Linked DNA regions of Mus musculus: region 2 is linked to region 1. A link is a loop called in an ENCODE intact Hi-C map of the cell type or tissue named here. Cell type or tissue: heart. All regions are shown on one strand. Links, peaks and the distances in the headings refer to the core of each region. The heading gives the core; the rest is flanking DNA.

Region 1 (8,335 bases), core at 130-8,129:
AAAATTATCCTTATTGATACAGATATGGATAACAGTGAAAGAAGTAGCATGTCTAGAGGTTATGCAGTGGACAGTCTGTCCAACTGTCTCTAGCATGGTTACTGCCATAAGGCATAAGGAATTCAAGTGGTTTTGGTCCCTTAGAGCCAAGGCTCCATACTGACATGCTAAACAGCAGTTGTCAATGAACGGAAAGGTTACAGTTATTAAAGAGACTACACTGGTGCAGATTCCTGACTTCCTGTAGTCACTCTCCATCTGGTGAGGTAATTATGTTAGAGGCTGTACTGGGTTTACCCTCACTTCCCACAAGACTCCTGTTTTGAGGTCAACCCTCCCCACCGGCTCTCAGAAGTGACTTCCTGTGAAATAGGGTGCAATGTTTATTCTTCCTAGTCAGTGTAAGATCCTAGAAGATTAGTGAGGCACAGCTCTCCCGTCAGGGAGGGAGTGTTCATCCAGAAATGATTGCACCAGGAAGGCTCATTGATTAGAAATTTAAATAATCTATTGGCTTGGGGGTGGGGCATGAAACTTCCTGACTGGTTGCAGAAGATGTGTTCTGGGGGTGATCCCTCCTGGCGCTGTTCTCCCTGCCTCCTCTCCGCCTAGAGGTAAGGAAGTTCCCCCCTCACCCAGAGGTTCAGCATAAACTAAATAACCTGAAACCATGGGCCAAAATAAATCTCTCCTCCCTAAGTTGTTTTCTCAGGTGTTGTGTTCACAAGGGGAGGTGGTCGAGGAAGCTCACACCATAGGCCTGTATGCAGGTAACTGCTCTACTGAAATGGCTCCAGGGCAAGAGGCAGCTGCTTTTTCCAGGAAAAGCCAGAGAGTTGGGAGCCAGAGAGCTGCCCTAGACAACATGTAAGTGAGCGCTCCTGGCCGCATCCCAGTACAACGCTATTTATGGACACTAACATTTGAATTCTGTCATTTTTCAAATGTTAGAAAATATTATTCTTCTGATTCTTTTTTTTTTTTTAATTATTTTTTCAGAAGTATAAAAACCATTCCTAGCTCTCTGGAGCTACAAAAACACACACGGTGCTGAATTTGGGTTGGTGCTCTAGGTCCTGACATTTAGCTTTTCTGGGAAACAACTTAGAGCGAGCCAGGGTTGGGGAGGGGCAGGTTATCAAGCCTGCGCTACCCTTATTTACAGAGGCAGGCACAGAGGACCTGAGTTCTGGGGCGCAGAGTCAGACTTGGGGCACAGTCCCCTCCTCCCAGCCTGAGGGCGGTTGTTTCCAAAACAAAGCCTGCACCCAAGGGCCCTGGCTCAGCTTCCACATAACTATTTTCTGGAGCACTGTGTCTCTGAGCCTCCGAGTGATGGGTTGAGAAGTTTGCTTAGGCCAGGGATGGGGCAAAACAAGCTGAGGGTTGGGATCCTATCACCTTGGTGGTGTGCTTCAATTCCCAGCTCATGCTGGACCACACTAAGTCAGTGAGTACTCCTGCCTCAGCACCCGTCCTCCTGGTGATCCGAACTCAAGGGAGGTGAACTCATTTCATCAGAGACACGCAGCTGTAAAGTGGCAACCTCGAGATTGAAATCTACTACAACTGTATCATTGCTGGGAGTCCAGGGGTTTCATGATTGGACCCTCTCTGTCCTCCTGGTTGCCAGGAAGATGACGGGCCACCAGGGCATTTTTCAGTACTGGTAGGAGTCATTCTAGCTATGGGGCAAATGGCAGGACACAGGTACGAAGTAATAATGAAATAATGTTATGGTTGGGGCCACCACAGTCTAAGGAACCATATTAAAGGGTTGCAGCATTGGAAGGCTGAGAAGCACTGATATAAAGAGAAATGGGGTTGTGATGGCTCATTTGTGTGTTAGGGAGTATAACTGTGGCTGGGACATAAAAGCATTTAAGATGCGGGGGAGATGGCTCAGACAGCAAGGGGCTTGCTGTACAAATATGAAGACTTCGGTTGGAATTCTGAGCATCCCCAAAAAAGCTGGGTGTGGCACCCCTGTAATTGTAGATCTGAGGAATCAAAGACAGAGGCACTCCTGGTGCTTTCTGGCAGATAGTCTCATTGAATTGTTGTGCTCCAGATTTAGTGAAAGACTCTGCCTCAAAGGGGAAAAAAAAAAGGTGGCGAGCCACACAAGACACTGGGTATCAACCTCTGACCTCCACATGGACCCTTTCACATCCCCTCCTCACTCTGGAATAGCTACCTACACTTGTTATCATTTTCTGGGAGCCCAGTAACAAACCTGACCGGAGTCCACCATCCCAGCCAGTATTTAATTAAAGCTTGTTTCAGATTTGGCTCAAACACAGTGGTCTTATTCTTGACCAGTGGGATTAACAACAACTGTGAAGATCTGAGTTCTAATCCCCCAAACCTATATAAAATCGGATGTAGTAGTTCCTACTGCTAATCTCAGCACTCCTACAGAGATGTGGGAGGCAGAGACAATCACTGGAAACTGTGGTACAACAAGCCTGGTGCACACAATGAAAGGAAGAAACTGCTTCAGATAAGTCAAAAGGTTAAGACCAACACCTAAGGTTATCCTCTATAGTGGTTTGTATATGCTTGGCCTAGGGAGTGGCACTATTTGGAGGTGTGGCCTTGTTGGAGTAGGTGTGCCACTCTAGGCGTGAGTTTTAGTACCTTATTCCTAGCTGCCTGGAAGTCAGTATTCTGCTAGCAGCCTTCAGATGAAGATGTAGGACTCTCAGCTCCTCCTGCACCATGCCTGCCTGGATGCTGCCATGTTCTCTCCTTGATGATACTGGACTGAACCTCTGAACCTGTAAACCAGCCCCAATTAAATGTTGTCCTTATAAGAGTTGGCTTAGTCACGGTGTCTGTTCACAGCAGTAAAACTCTAACTAAGACATTCTCCAATCTCCATTTGTGCAAACACACACACACACACATACATACATACACACACACATACACACACATATACACAGACAGAGACAGAGACAAAGACAGAGAGATTCCTTTCAAGGGCTTATATACATCCTCTAACTAGACACACATCTTGACATTCCGACCAACCACTGAATGACACTCCCATCTGCTGCCCAAGTTTTCAACACATGAACCTTTAGGGGGAACATTCTACATTCCAGATTCAATATGAAACAGGCTAAATCTAGAAAGGGGGATTTTGCATGTAAATCATGAATATTCATATTAACCACATTAGGCAAAACATACCAACATACCTTGTGTGTGTGTGTGTGTGTGTGTGTGTGTGTGTGTGTGTGTGTGTGTGTTCACCCACATATATATGCTCATGTGTGCCAGAACTTGTAGAAAGCCAATATCTGAATAGGGACTCTTATGGATCAAGATCACTCAATTAGAATGTGATGTTGGAGGATGTAACATGGCCTTTCCTGGCTCTGGAACACTGACCAACACAGTGATACACTTATGGAGAGGGTCTGGCTCAATTGGCCCAGGTGGCCTGAGCTGTGCCTACTGGGCCTCTGCATCCACCAAAAGCAGGCAGCACTACTGCACCCTGCCTCTTGGGGTGCCCTTCCACTCTGACTCTGAAAGGTTCCAGATCTTTGCAGTGATGAGTTTTGAGTATCCAGGAGACCAAAACAGGCGAAATATGCCTGGCAGGTTATGAGATGAGTTCTGTTTGTAGTGAAGAATACATTCCTGTTGTCCCTACATTTGTTTGACCTGTCTGCACCAGATTTGCTTGATCGAATGTGGCAGAAGGTACAAGGGCAGGAAATACATCAAGATGTATGCTTGCCCTTGATTGGACCTGGTGGGAAATGTGGTGAATTATGGGTTTTACCTTTTAAGTCCCAGCAAAAAAAAAAAAAAGTGATTTGTGACCATTTTCCTGGGAACCAAGGGGTAGACCTGGCCAGAGTCCATCTTCCTGGCATGTATTTAATTAAAGTTTGCTTCAAATTCGGCTTTAAATTGTGGTAGTGATCGTATTCTCGAGCGGTGAACCAATAACCATTTTTCCAGTTCAAACAGGGACTGAGGAGCAGGGCGGAGAGACGCAGGGATTGGTGCCTGGTACACAGGAAAAGGCAGGAAGTCACTGGTGCCAACAGCTGCCACAGCTACCAAGCTGTGGGTCATCATGGGTGACATCTTACAAACCTACTGAGAGTGGCTTCACAGACTGTTCTCCTTACTAGGTGACTCTTTCTTTGACATTGTCTGTGTGGAGCCCCTCCCCAGACACCCTGCCTGCTCTTCTCTCTTTAGTCAGTTCTTCGCACTGTTATTACTGTGACAGCAGCTATCATTCACTCATCAAACAGAAATTTACGGACTGCCTACTATGTACCAGATACAATCTGGACCCTGCAGTTTCTATGGTTAGCAGGAGTCCAGAACATCCCTTCTCCGGAAGCCTATTTTCTGAAGGGAGGAAAGAGACTGCCAGTCACATCAATTCACATTTTATACAAAAGTAACTGTGAGACGACGGTGTCAGTGGTGAATCAGGGAACCCAGGAGGGCATGCCAGGAAGAGCGTGGGTGGCTTCTACCTGAGGTCTGCTCCTTCTCTAAATAAATCTCTTTCCTGTTGCTTTTTTTGGTCTGGGAGTAGAGGCAAGCTATAGTTTTGGCGTCAAACTCACTATGCAGTGAAGGATGGCCTTGAATTCCTGAATCTTCTGCTTCTACCTTATGAGTTCAAGAACCACTCCACTAGACTGAAATGGGGTGTGTGTGTGTGTGTGTGTGTGTGTGTAGGCGGGTGCTGCACGGAGGTATCCCCATGCAGAGGCCAGAGGAGGACATTGGTTGTGGGGACTTCGGGTGTCCTGTCCAGCCACACCCTGCTAGAGATTTGAACTCGGGTCTTTATGGATTTGCAACAAGCACTAGAACCCACTGAGTTCTCTCTCCAGCTTCCTAAAACTATTTTTTTTTTAGCTTTCTCCAAAATGAATCAGTATTTAAAAACAGAAGCTGTTTCCCCTCTAGAGAATTTACCCTCTCTGAAAACGGGACAGGAGAGAAGGCAGAGGTACCTGCCTAGCACTTACCCTGTGGCTGTGACTTTCATTGAAACGTTGTTGACAAGGTGGGGGTGTGTTGCTGTCTGCTGCAGTTTTAAGAACTAAGCAGTGGGCCCATCATTCTCTGGCTACCAAGTACTCAGTCATGAGGGAAACTGGATGGCTGTCCTGGGTGGGGGTTTTCCCATGCACCTTCAGCTCCACAGAGGAATCCTTGCTTCCAGCTACCTTGTGTGTGGGGCCCTTCCCTGGAAGAATGGCAGAGTGGTAACGTTCCGGAGTTCTTGGCCTAGACTCCAACCCCACCCCAAACACCTTGTTGAGCCAGCATTGTACAGCCTAGCCTCTCCCCAAGTCCTATGACTAGTCCTGATAATTTCCTCTCTGCAGCATGTGGAGCTCTGGGAATCTCTCATCTAGCGGCAGTTTATCTAGATCTCTCCCCACCCCACCCCCACCCGCACCGCTCTCAGCAGTTCCTCCACCTGGCAGTCAGCGTCCTAAGCCCACCATTCCCCAGGGGCATCCCGGTACCCAGACGCAAAGGCAGTCTAAGCGCTGAGCGAGGAGAGCCAGACCGGAGCAAAAACCGCACATCCTATACCTTTGACAGTAGTTCACTGATGGAGGAAACTTCCAGAATCCAGCCTCAGAATAGCAGGCTTCAAATCCCATCTCTGTTGGTTTCCAGTTCCTGGCTGTGTTAACGTACTTATCTGAACTTGAGAAGAAGGGTGTGGGACCCTATATGTCCTATATATATACTGAAATGTACCTACTTAGCAGTCATGGTAGCTCAGTTTCTGGAATGTAATAGATTTGGCTGAAACAAAGTTACAAATTCAATTCCTTTGCCACATGTCAAGATTATGGTGTCTTTACTCCCTCAATTTCACCTCCCTTTTCTTTACCTCAGCTTTCTTTCTCTAAAATGGGCAAGAGGGATCTGAGTCGGACAGTGATTCACCCTAACACCCCAGCCAGCAGCACGGGGTGGAGGGGGGGATAGGGAGGAAGGGGGAAGCGAGGATGGCGGGGGCGGTGAGAAGCAGTTGTCTCACGTAGCTATGCAAAACTACTACGGGCAAGGCAGGTTACTTTCACTTTGCAGGGGCTTCAGCTCAGTGGCCTTGATTAAGCTTATAGAGAGGGAGAGAGTTGAGAAGGGAGGAGTTTCCCAAGCCCCTGCTGAGAAGAAAGAGCGGCTGCCTTGTCCGTGTACAAACTTCTAGGGTGCAGGTGTCAGGCTGCACGTTCCAGCCCTCCCCCTACCACCGCCCATTGTGGATCTGGCCAAGCTCAGTCCACTTCCGGCCTAGTGATTTCTGGGAGGGTGTGAGCTGCAGCACATCTCTCTTGAAGTGGGCGTGGCTGCCGGAGGAGCCACCGCCCTCCTGGATCTTCAGACCGCAGCCTTCCACTTCTCCAGCTTGGGAAGGTAGCCGCGAAGCAGGGACAGAGGAAAGAATACACATATCCCAGAGTAGCAGCCAAGGGCCCCCTTGAGGTTCTAGAGCTGAACCCACACCGCGCCCCCTGCTCTTTCTAGAGTTGAATCCACAAGAGAGAAAGTCTCTATTACAGGGCCCCTGAAAAGGAGAGACATGGGCAAGGCTCTCCATTCTTGTTCTTCCTGTGGTTTCTTGCAGATCTTCAAACAGTCCTTAACTGTCTGTGCCTCTCTCTCTGGGGACCTGGGACACAAGCCATGCAGAAGGCAAAGCACTCTATGTGGGAAGGGGCCAGCACGGATGAGAAGATAGCCTGCCAGTGACCCCTGCCACCTCCCATCTCAGTAGGATTTGGAGGCTGATAATACCTCTTTATGCTCCTTCCCTGCCACGTGGGTGCTCAGCCAAAAGGACATGGGAACACCACCTCCCCGTTTGTATGACACAGAACGTGCTCCCATCTAGCTGGCGTATGGTCATCCATCATTTTATTCCTTGACATATTTATTTGCCTACTTGTCTTGACCCTGGGCTGGGCCCTAACTTCTTCCTGGGCCTAACACTTCTTAGGTGGCAGAGAGGATGAGGAGACCACCAGACCAGTGCAGGTTGCTACAAACCAGTCCAACAGTTCCCATGTGCTGCCCACCTAAGGTATATCCCAGGCTCCTCTGCACAGGAAGTCCCTGAACATTCAATCAGCAACTAGGGGAGAGCACAGACGGAAGAAGGCTGAGAAAGCCTTTTCTGCTATTTTTTCCCCACAGTCATCTGTTTAGAGGATGACTGGCACAGAGAAAAGAACTCAAGGGTGGTGGGAAGCTATTTGACATTTGTGGGCATCTCAGATCCACTCAGAGACCAAGACATCCTCCCATTCCTCCCTGGTTAATATCCACTCCCAAGAGATTACCCAGCTTCTTGGAGTTGGGATGTAGCTCAGTTGCTAGAGTGCTTGCCTGGCATGCCCAAAGCCCTGAGTTTGATCCTCACTCAGCATCACAGAAACTAGGCACTGTAGTGGAATTCTGTTATCCCAGTACTTGAAGGTAGACGCAGGAGGATCGGAAATTCAAGGTCATCCTTGGCTATATGGCAAGGCTACCTGAGCTACATCATACTCTCTCTTTTAAAAAGACCTCCCTCCCATTGATGCCTCACCTGCTCTTGAACCTCGTCTAAATGAAGAATATGACGACTCTTTTCAGCCTCCTTCCCACTGGCCAGTGCTCAGCCTTTTCTCTGCCCTAGGGCCCACCACCTCTTGGGTAGGCCATCAGAGGTTCTTGAAGGTGTGCATAAGGGGGCCATAAGCAGGGTTTATTCACCTTTATGTTGTCCACCACATTGTGAGTGACTGAAACCCATGCAGATGTATTACCTCACTTCTCTGGAGAGGTCAGCTGACTGAAGGGGGTGTTTCTAGAAAAAAAAGGTGTGTTAGTTTGTTTCTTCAGGCTTCGTGGGGATCCACTTGCTAGGTGCTTCTAGCTTCTGGTGGTTCATGCATGCTTCTATTCCATGCCCTTCCTCCACCCACCATCTGGACCTGTGGTCACCCTTCTCTTTCCCTCAGATTTCCTCACACTGTTGCCATCAGGGTGACTCAGGGCAATGCCCTCGTCTCAGGACCCTTAACTTAAACAAACTTGTTTAAAGTCCTTTTACTATATAAGGTAACATATTCCTAGTCTCGGGTGAGAACATAGACTTCTATTTAGGGGAGAGGCATGGACACAGTTCAGCCGTGACTCTGACCCCTGGGAGCACCCATCTGCAGTTATGAAACCATCAGCCCAGTGAGGGTCCCCAAGGCTTTGCTGAGTTTGCAGAAGGTGGCATTTTGCTCTCCTGGGATCGGTTGCCCACAGGGTACAAGCCAAGGCTGCTACA
Region 2 (8,335 bases), core at 64-8,063, 120 kb after region 1:
CTAAGCCTATGGAAATAGTAAGAACTACTCAGGAAACAAAGGCCAATTTATCTGCCTAAAACAGACTGATCAGCAGGATTGCTGAGAAAGACAGATCCACTGAGCTGCCCAAGAGAGATGTTCTAACCTTCAAGACATACAGCGAGTAGGAAAAGTCTCACTTCCCTGAGCTGCCACTCATGCTGGGGTGCATTTTCTGTGGTGCAGCTGCCCTATGGCCGAATCCCCATCTGGGATGAGTGGAGGTTTGCTCAGGTCTGTCCAGGAATAATGTGTCCCAACACCAGTGTCCTCTGGGCTTCAGAATCTGTTTCTAGGTTCATCTTCAAATACGTATGCCATTTTTATTCCCTTCTATCCAATATCTGGAACTTCATTTCTCCAACCCACACATTGGTTGAACACATCCAGTCCTTGATCTTTGCCTCCTAACAGCAGAATGTAGAAGGAAAAAAAAAAAAAAAAAAAGACCAAAAAAACCAAAACCAAATCCAAATCAAAGAAGTTACTGTTGCTGATGATTTATTGCTTTAAGGAGAAAAGCTGTAAACAAAGAATTTGAACAATGAAAACTCATCATGGTTGAACAAACACATTCCCTGCTACACAGATCATGAGAAAAATGAGGAAAGTGGCAAAATGTGACAGGCCGCCCAAGGGCTAGCTCTCCTTTATTAGGACATTCAAAGGTGTTTCTTTATGCGTAATCACTTACAAAATGGCAGGAGGAATATTTAAATACACAATCACAGTTTGAAAATAGATAAGTACATACAAATACACACACACACACACACATACATACATATGCAGGACTCACAGCTAATCAATGCTTCTCAACCATTCAGGGCTGTCACTGTGGGTCCTTTGAGTAAAAAAAAAAAAACAAGTCTTTAAAAAGAAATGACAGAAGTCAACGTTATAGTCACAGGCTGTAATGTTCTTCACAATCTCTATGCATATGTAGTCCAGAATTAACTAGGGTGCTTACAAACAATCATATCATTTGAAATTACTTTCTTTGATCAGTCTCTAATCACCCTCGACATTAGAATTTCTGCACTGTCCTGTGAGTTGGTTCTGGTGACTCTGAGCCTTTGGTTTAGGAACAGGAAAATGGGCTGCGTGTCCGGAGAGATGGCATGGGCATGTTACATGACACTGGGCTTCGGAGTTTATCTGCAGTGCCTCGGTTGGTTAAAAACTTGAGCAAATCACTTAACTCCTGGAGATTTTGCTTTCTCAGCCCTAAAATGGGCAGTGGTAACGCCCTGACTCTTGGGCTCACTGAGAAGATTAAGCAAGCCATGTCAGTAAAGCGCCGAGAAGCAGTCTTGGCTCTCCAAATGCTCATTGTAAGGTTTAGTAAGCTGCAGGTTCACAAACTCACTCAGGTCTCCCTGTCCAATGACTAAGTACACCTAAGACATTCACTCTTGGTGCAGTAGTGAACCTCTTCACTGAAGGCTAGCTCATCCTCATTGCTTCTTTAGTTTCTAAGCATCTGGGGATGGGGTGGGGGTGGGACTTCTGAAAGCTTTCAAATATGAGTTTCCAATAGTAGTCATTTAGGTTCCGTCAAGATCTCTTCCCCCCCTGATAGAGTGGACTAAACATGCTTCTGAGCCTCAGCTCCTCAGTGCCTTTGAGCTTCAGCGTTTCTATTTATTGAATAGAGAAAGACTGTGTACTGAGCATGGCTCTGCTAAGTGATAGCCGGACAAAATGCACCGTAGGGCTTAGCACCAAATAAGCTATCAATAATGGACTTTTGTTTTTAACGATAATGGACATTCTTAACTTTCCTTGAACCAGGCCATACAATTAAAGTCTGTTTCTGACTATTAGAAAAAGCTTCTATATATTACATCCAAGTCTTTTTCCCTTGGTTCAAAGAAGGTTGGTTCCTCTGGTCGTTCTGTATGCCAGGTCTGTTTCTAAATAACGATGGAGCTACCCTGGCCATCCCTTTCTCCTATTCCCAATGATCACCCTAACTCCTTTGGTTGAAGATGCTCAGCTCAGTTTCCCAAAAGAGGATGGATACCTGGGAAGACCCTAGCTTATGGCTCCTATGGAAGTTCTTACAGAGTTAGCTGTTAAGGCAGATTTTTCCAATAGAAGAAAATCAAATATGATACCACATAAAATTTACCTAATTAATAACCCACAGTGGTAACTTATATTTACATACAAGTACTTGTACACATATGAACATATGTTTACTCAAAATACTAGGCCTCTCTTAAGAGAGGATTTCTTACTGTTAAGATGAGATCCTGGAAGAAAAGGCTTCTAAGGAAAAATAGGAATATATATATATAGTATTTTCTTCCCAAAATACATCTTAAGCACCACTGTTTGCCTTGCATAAGGCCAGGCCTTTGGGAAGTTGCAGGAAGGAGGGGAAATCTCAAGTCCCCTTTCCTACTTACAAATCCATTTATGAGTGTGTGTATAGTTCTCCCATATGCCCATATGTATGGTGTGGGGCAAACTGAATCATCATATAAAAGCATGCTGTAAGCTAGTTCTGATTCCAGGGCAGGAGGAGCCACAGGGGATAATGCACATGCCCTTTTCTGTCCAGTTTAGGTTGGATCCTTAGTACCTAGACACACTCTCCTCTTACGTGAAAGGGGCTAGAGAGCCAATACTAAGAGGGCAAGCTGCTGACTTCTGTATGCTTTCCTGCCCTGACATGTTTACAAGGTCCAGAAGCAAAGGGGAAATATGAAGGCAATCTTCTCTGGCTATGAGTCTTCAGATAGGTGACTTTGATTGAACTTATTAGCCTCTTTGAATTGATATTTCACAGTGTCAAGAACAGAAATCATTAAGGGAAGTCCTCTGTGTTATCAGCAAGTTTCAATGAGTAAATGTGTGGCAAATATTGAGAACAATGGGTAGTATGTAGAACACAATAAAAGGATGATGACAGAAAATTCTACCTCTAAAATAGGTAACAACCTCATTATCACTTAGGAAAAAAAATATTTCTTTAGCTTACAAACTCTTTAACGTTTACCACTACTAAATAGATCCCCATTTCTGAATGGCTGGTCGACTTCTGTCTTCAGATGAGAAAACTGAGTTAACTTTCTTCATAGACACTGAGGCTGTAAAGTAGGTCACTGAAACAAAAAAGATTTGTCCTGGGTCCAGGGACTACTGTGGCCTTACCACAGTCACTGGGTGACTGCTAGAGGTCACCCAGGCCATGGGAGGGTGATCCACTTGTTTGTTTGATGCACATATTCTGTTAGGTCTGGCGTAGACTTCAAAAGAGTCTTCTAAGGGCCATGAGAACATCTTTCCATCTTACTTTTTGAGACAACAGACAAGTCACTCTACGGTCCCTACCAACTCCCATGAACCCTAGGGAGAGAGAGGCCCAGATTTTGGCTAATTGTCCTAAGAACTTGGCCAGCAGCAGATTCAGTGACCTGCCCAGCTATGGCTTGAAAGATTGGCTGGCCTTGTCCCATCCCTACGGGATGAATTGAGGGCTACCATCTCCCTGCAAAAGTAAGACTTCTCAAATTACATTCCTGATCAACAAGAACCCAAGTTTAGCCCTTTATAGAATATGGGGTGAGAGGAGAAAGTGCCCAAGTTAATGAAATGACTTTCTTTTCTTTTCTTTTTTTTTTTTCCTTCTTTTTAAAATGATTTTCAATAGCAAAACAGAATGACACAACTATGGTCCTCACCTGGAAAATGTTTGGTGACTTGTGATATACAGATCAGTGGAACAAGAACACTTTTGGTATGTTTTAGGCAGAAATACCCAGGATAGTATCATTTGGCAAGGGTAAAATAATAGCTTATTCCTGTGTCCCCAATCCCATCCATCTGTCTGAAAGGATCCCAGCATCCCTAGGCTTGGCATCTGAGGAAGGACTTCATGATACTGGTTCTTCAGCTGATGCTTTTCCTTGGACAATCCCATCACAACTTCTGACAACTTGCCCAGGCTGGAGCCAGACTAGCTGGGCCAGGCTTTGCTTCCATTGTGAACAGTCAGAGATGTGTTTTCCTTGGAATGATGTAGAATGTCCCCAAGGAGGAACCCATTGTCTGAGCCTGAGCAGCACTCTCCTGGGCCATTACGATTGTCAAAACAGGAACAGAAACTGGGAATTCAGAATCGAGTAGGAAGTAGATGAAATAAGGCTCAATTGTGAAGTCCTGGACCACAAAGGGCTGGCTGCTTTGCAGCATGGAACTTTACCCTGAGCCACACACCCACCTAATTGGCAATCTCTTCGAAGTCAGGGTAAGATTCCAAGTCAGCAAAGATATCGTTAGGATTCCTGCAGCTCAGGTTGCAGAAGCAAGCATTAATCCATAGGACCTGCCGGGAGAAACCTGGCCCCTCTGGACACTGGAAATCCACACTGATGGTCTTGGACTTGTAGGGGATGCAACACCTATTGTCAGTACAGACTCCGCAGTACTTGGGTCGGTAGGTGCGTGTGCTGACACAGCCTGCGAGAGTGAAGTTCGTGGCCTCCTCTGGCTGGTACACAGCCAGGCATTTCTTCCCTGCCTTCAGGAAGGGAAAGGAGCCTTGGTTAGTACTGGTGATGTATAGCCACCATGCTCCCTCCAAACGCCAAATCCTCCCTTCCCATCATTGTGCATGGCAGGCGTCATCTTTGCTCCAGATTCACAGACTCTTTAAGTAATGAAGGACATCAGCCAACAAAACAAGACCTTGCCACATAACACATGTAAACCAAGGATTGCAGGAGGGCATTACCATGCTGAGCTCAGATATCACAGCTAGCAGTCTCCCTTCTCTCCTGATTTTTTTTTCCATTTTGGTACCCATGTGTCAGTGTCACCAGCACAAGAATCCTCTTTTAGCTAACCAAGCTCCCCAGCTAGCAAGCAGCTGAGCTGACATGGAATTCCATCATTAATCAGAGGCACATTTTGCTCTCATCTGTCCCATCTACCCCACCACCTCTCTTTCTCACAAATTCAGAATTGACGTTATTCAAATACAATTGTAGCCTTCTAGGAGGCTGTGGGCTCCTTGATACTCTGGCCTCTTTCTGTATCTCACTAATATAACCTTGAAGCTGGTCTACAGTAGGCAATTACTAAATGCCCTGTGCTAGTGTTAGGTTCTATTATCAGCATCCTAGCAGAGCTGGGCTCAGAACACATCCAGTGCGGGTAGAGCTTGCAGATTATCCAATCGGGGGAACAAACCTACCCAGGGTAGATGATGGTGGAGATGGGAGAGGAATCATGAGCTTCTAGCGAAGGGCCCAGACTTGTGATAGATTTTTAGAGCCCAGATTAGGGTCCTTGTTTTATTGTTCCTTATACTGGGTATTTCACACCCATACTTCCAATTAGGAGACATTCATAAAGGACCTGCTGGCACCAAAGGTTGGCACAGCAGAGTGTGAAGAGTAGAAAGGAAAGTATGCATCCATCAAAGATGACAAGGTGCTACGTTAAGGATAAGGAGCAAGCCCCATGTCTGATGATGGTGGTGGGAAACAGGGTTGTCCTGGTAACTGGCAGCCTTTCCTCAGCATCTGAAGAACCTACCCTGCTTCGTCCGCAAATAGAGCCAGGGATGAGCCCTGACAAGTTTTCTTTGCTTGATATGATCATCAGGTAGGTCAAGCACTAAGGCGTGAGTGAAGGGTACTGAGTTAGACAGGAAAGACTCATTTCTTTTGCAGTTTAGTATACATGTCCTTGATGTTGTACTTGTATCATCTTAGACTCTCAAAGCTGGGGGAAGATTCGGGGATTAATACCAATGTTATATTCACAGGAAAGGAACTGAAGCTTAATGATAGCCGGAGACTGGCCACACCTGTGAACACTAACAGCAGAGCGGCATCTGACACCATGTGTTTCAAGCTCTAGTTCACAGTCCTCACATTGCCCAGGTAGCTGTCCTGTGTTGGTGGATGTGGGAAGAAGCTAAGGGGATGAAAGATGGTGTAGATCCTTCAGAATCACAACACAAAGAACCCAGATGGCTCCTGATATCCCCTTGGAGTGACCTTGCTTCTGATAGGATGGTCAACTACAAAAGCATTCATTCAGTGGAATCCATCCTGGACAAGCCTAGCAGCCCCAAGGCCTGCCAAGCCCCTTTTCTTAAATGACTCCCAAGAAGTTTAGTGGTCAGGCTCAAGTCAGCTATACATGCTCACCATGCCTATACCTTCCTAAGGGGCCTAGCCCTGCCCTGAACTTACCTTGATGTGTAGTTGGATGTCCACATCACATGGCCGCAGGTTGCAGAGGCGACTTTCCTGCTCTGGCCAGCACCGGGCATTGACGTTAGAGATCCGAGTGGAGATACCTAGGCCACAGGTGGTAGAGCAGGGGCTCCAGGGACTAGTGTAGGCTATGCAGTTCTCATACCGTTGCTCCACGGCGCCTGACGCTGCTGTAGAGGAATACCACAGAACCTATGAGTCTGTAGCCTCCACGAGCTCCGGCAGCCCTCACCATTACCATGGGAAAAAAAAGCTATTTAGAATTCACAAGACGCAGAAAGAGGCAGAGACCAATAGACAGGTGAAGAATTTAGACAAGACAGACAGAAAGAATTGGGCTCTTCCTCCCCACAGGAGGACTAACTACCTTCTACTTAGTAGCCACACCTAGGTAGGGGGATTACATTCTCCTCCTTAACATTTTCTTCTCTGACCAAGTGATGCAACATAAAATCACAGAAGAATCATTGATCTAATCATCGTTAGAGCTGAGTGGACCCCAGGTTTCTATGATGGTTACTATTATCTGTAAATTGGACAGGGTCTAGAGCCACCTAGGAGACAGAGCTCTGGGGATGTCTGGCAAGGATTTTCTACATTGGGCTAAGAGAACTGAGAAGACCCACTTTAACTATGGGCATAAACTGGGGTTCCAGACTGAATAGAAAGGAGAAAGTGGGCTGAGTACCACTACTCATCTCTCCAGACTGGATGCCACATGACCAGACACCATCTCCTGCCACTGACACCTTTCCCACTACGATGGATGGTATCTCTTTTTGTTTTCATTAACATGAGATTTTATTTTTACATTTATTTTTACTTGTGTGTCTGTGTTTATGTCTGTGTATGAATGCCATGTGTGTGCTTGTCCTGGGGTAGACCAGAAGAGGGCATTTGAACCCGTGGAACTGGTATTACAGGCAACTGTGAACCACCAGGTAGCTATATATAAGTGCTGGGAACCAAATTAGGTTCTTTGGAAGAGCAGCAAGCACTCTTGAAACATGAGTCATCTCTCTAGCCCCTGCATCCCTTCTTAAAATTCGAAGCAAAATAAGCCCTTTCTCTTGTAAATTGCTTTCTTCAGGTATTTAGTTACAGCAACCAGAAAAGTAAGAATACAGTGACCACCTACAAGCTCTGGGACCTTCACACAGTACTTACTGGGCCTCAGTCATCGAATTAGAAGGATATCTACCTTGTGGGGCTACTGGAAAGGGTGGAGATTTTGACTGAGTTTATGCCATGCATCTACAAGTCATTGAGCAGGATCTGTTTGTTTGTTTTTTTTGTTTTTTGTTTTTTTGCTTTTTTAAGACACTGTCCATCCTACAGCCCCTCAGAAATGAAGTATATATCTGAAAGTTCAAAGGTGAGTCCGGTATCTGACATCCCATCTCAGTAAATCCAGAACATAGCAGCTGAAGAGACCATAGACTTCTGTGTCACAATCCCTGGGTTCATCTCTCTGCACTGCACTAGTTTGCAAATTGTGGGGTCCAGTGAGCTGGCTCTCACCTATAGGCCCCAGTTCCGCTATGTTAAAGAGAACAAGAACAGAGTTCCCAGGTCTGGGGTCTGAGAGGACAGAATCATGCATGTGACAGTGCATCAGATGTCCTTGGATTAGTGAATCCCTCTACATGGCAGCTGGTCCTGTTACTCAACTATGGACAAGTTGTATTATTTGCTCCTTGCTGGTCCTATGAACATACAGAATGTAGCATCTGATCAGTGCATACTTAGCCAGAGGTAAGCAGGGGAGAGTGGTGAGCTATGGAGGGAGACAGGTAATTAGATGGTAGGTGAGGCAGAACAGCCTGCAGAAATGTGGGACAGACAGACAGACATCCCACCTGTGCACTCATAGTAAATGGAAGAAAGGGGTTAGGGAGAGGAACCACACACACACACACACACACACACATACACACACACACGAGAGACAGAGACAGACACAGAGATGGAGAGACAGAGAGAGACACAGAGATGGATAGACAAAGAGATAAAGAAAGACAGAAGAGAATGAGAGCAAGGGCAGACAACGTAATCAAAACATTGGGGAAGGAAGA

The links. Hi-C counts contacts between places; a loop is a spot of excess contacts. Peaks named below come from ENCODE experiments on the same cell type or tissue, not always from the same donor. Only the 100,000 strongest peaks of a DNase experiment are listed, where the experiment ranks them.
Region 2: a loop joins it to region 1, with 2.0 times the contacts of the local background. A loop is called at or near these places in 5 of 42 quality-filtered maps.

What each region holds. Positions count from the first base shown.
Region 1 is chr15:67,037,514-67,045,848 of GRCm38, reverse strand. Gm31342 (a long non-coding RNA gene) reads right to left here and starts at 6,256. Exons shown (of 3, transcript XR_384160.3): 1 at 5,596-6,256; 2 at 5,019-5,239; 3 at 2,741-2,780. In heart, for the core only: a CTCF peak has its summit at 3,512; DNase peaks (open chromatin) are centred at 328, 5,398 and 6,298; H3K4me3 peaks cover 1,562 bases; H3K27ac peaks cover 1,765 bases.
Region 2 is chr15:66,915,372-66,923,706 of GRCm38, reverse strand. Ccn4 (cellular communication network factor 4) reads right to left here. Exons shown (of 5, transcript NM_018865.3): 4 at 6,237-6,430; 5 at 506-4,552. The coding sequence ends at 4,253. Among named protein-coding and RNA genes, the nearest start is that of Ccn4, 28 kb to the right of the region's middle. In heart, for the core only: no CTCF peak of the experiment used is centred there; a DNase peak (open chromatin) is centred at 4,066.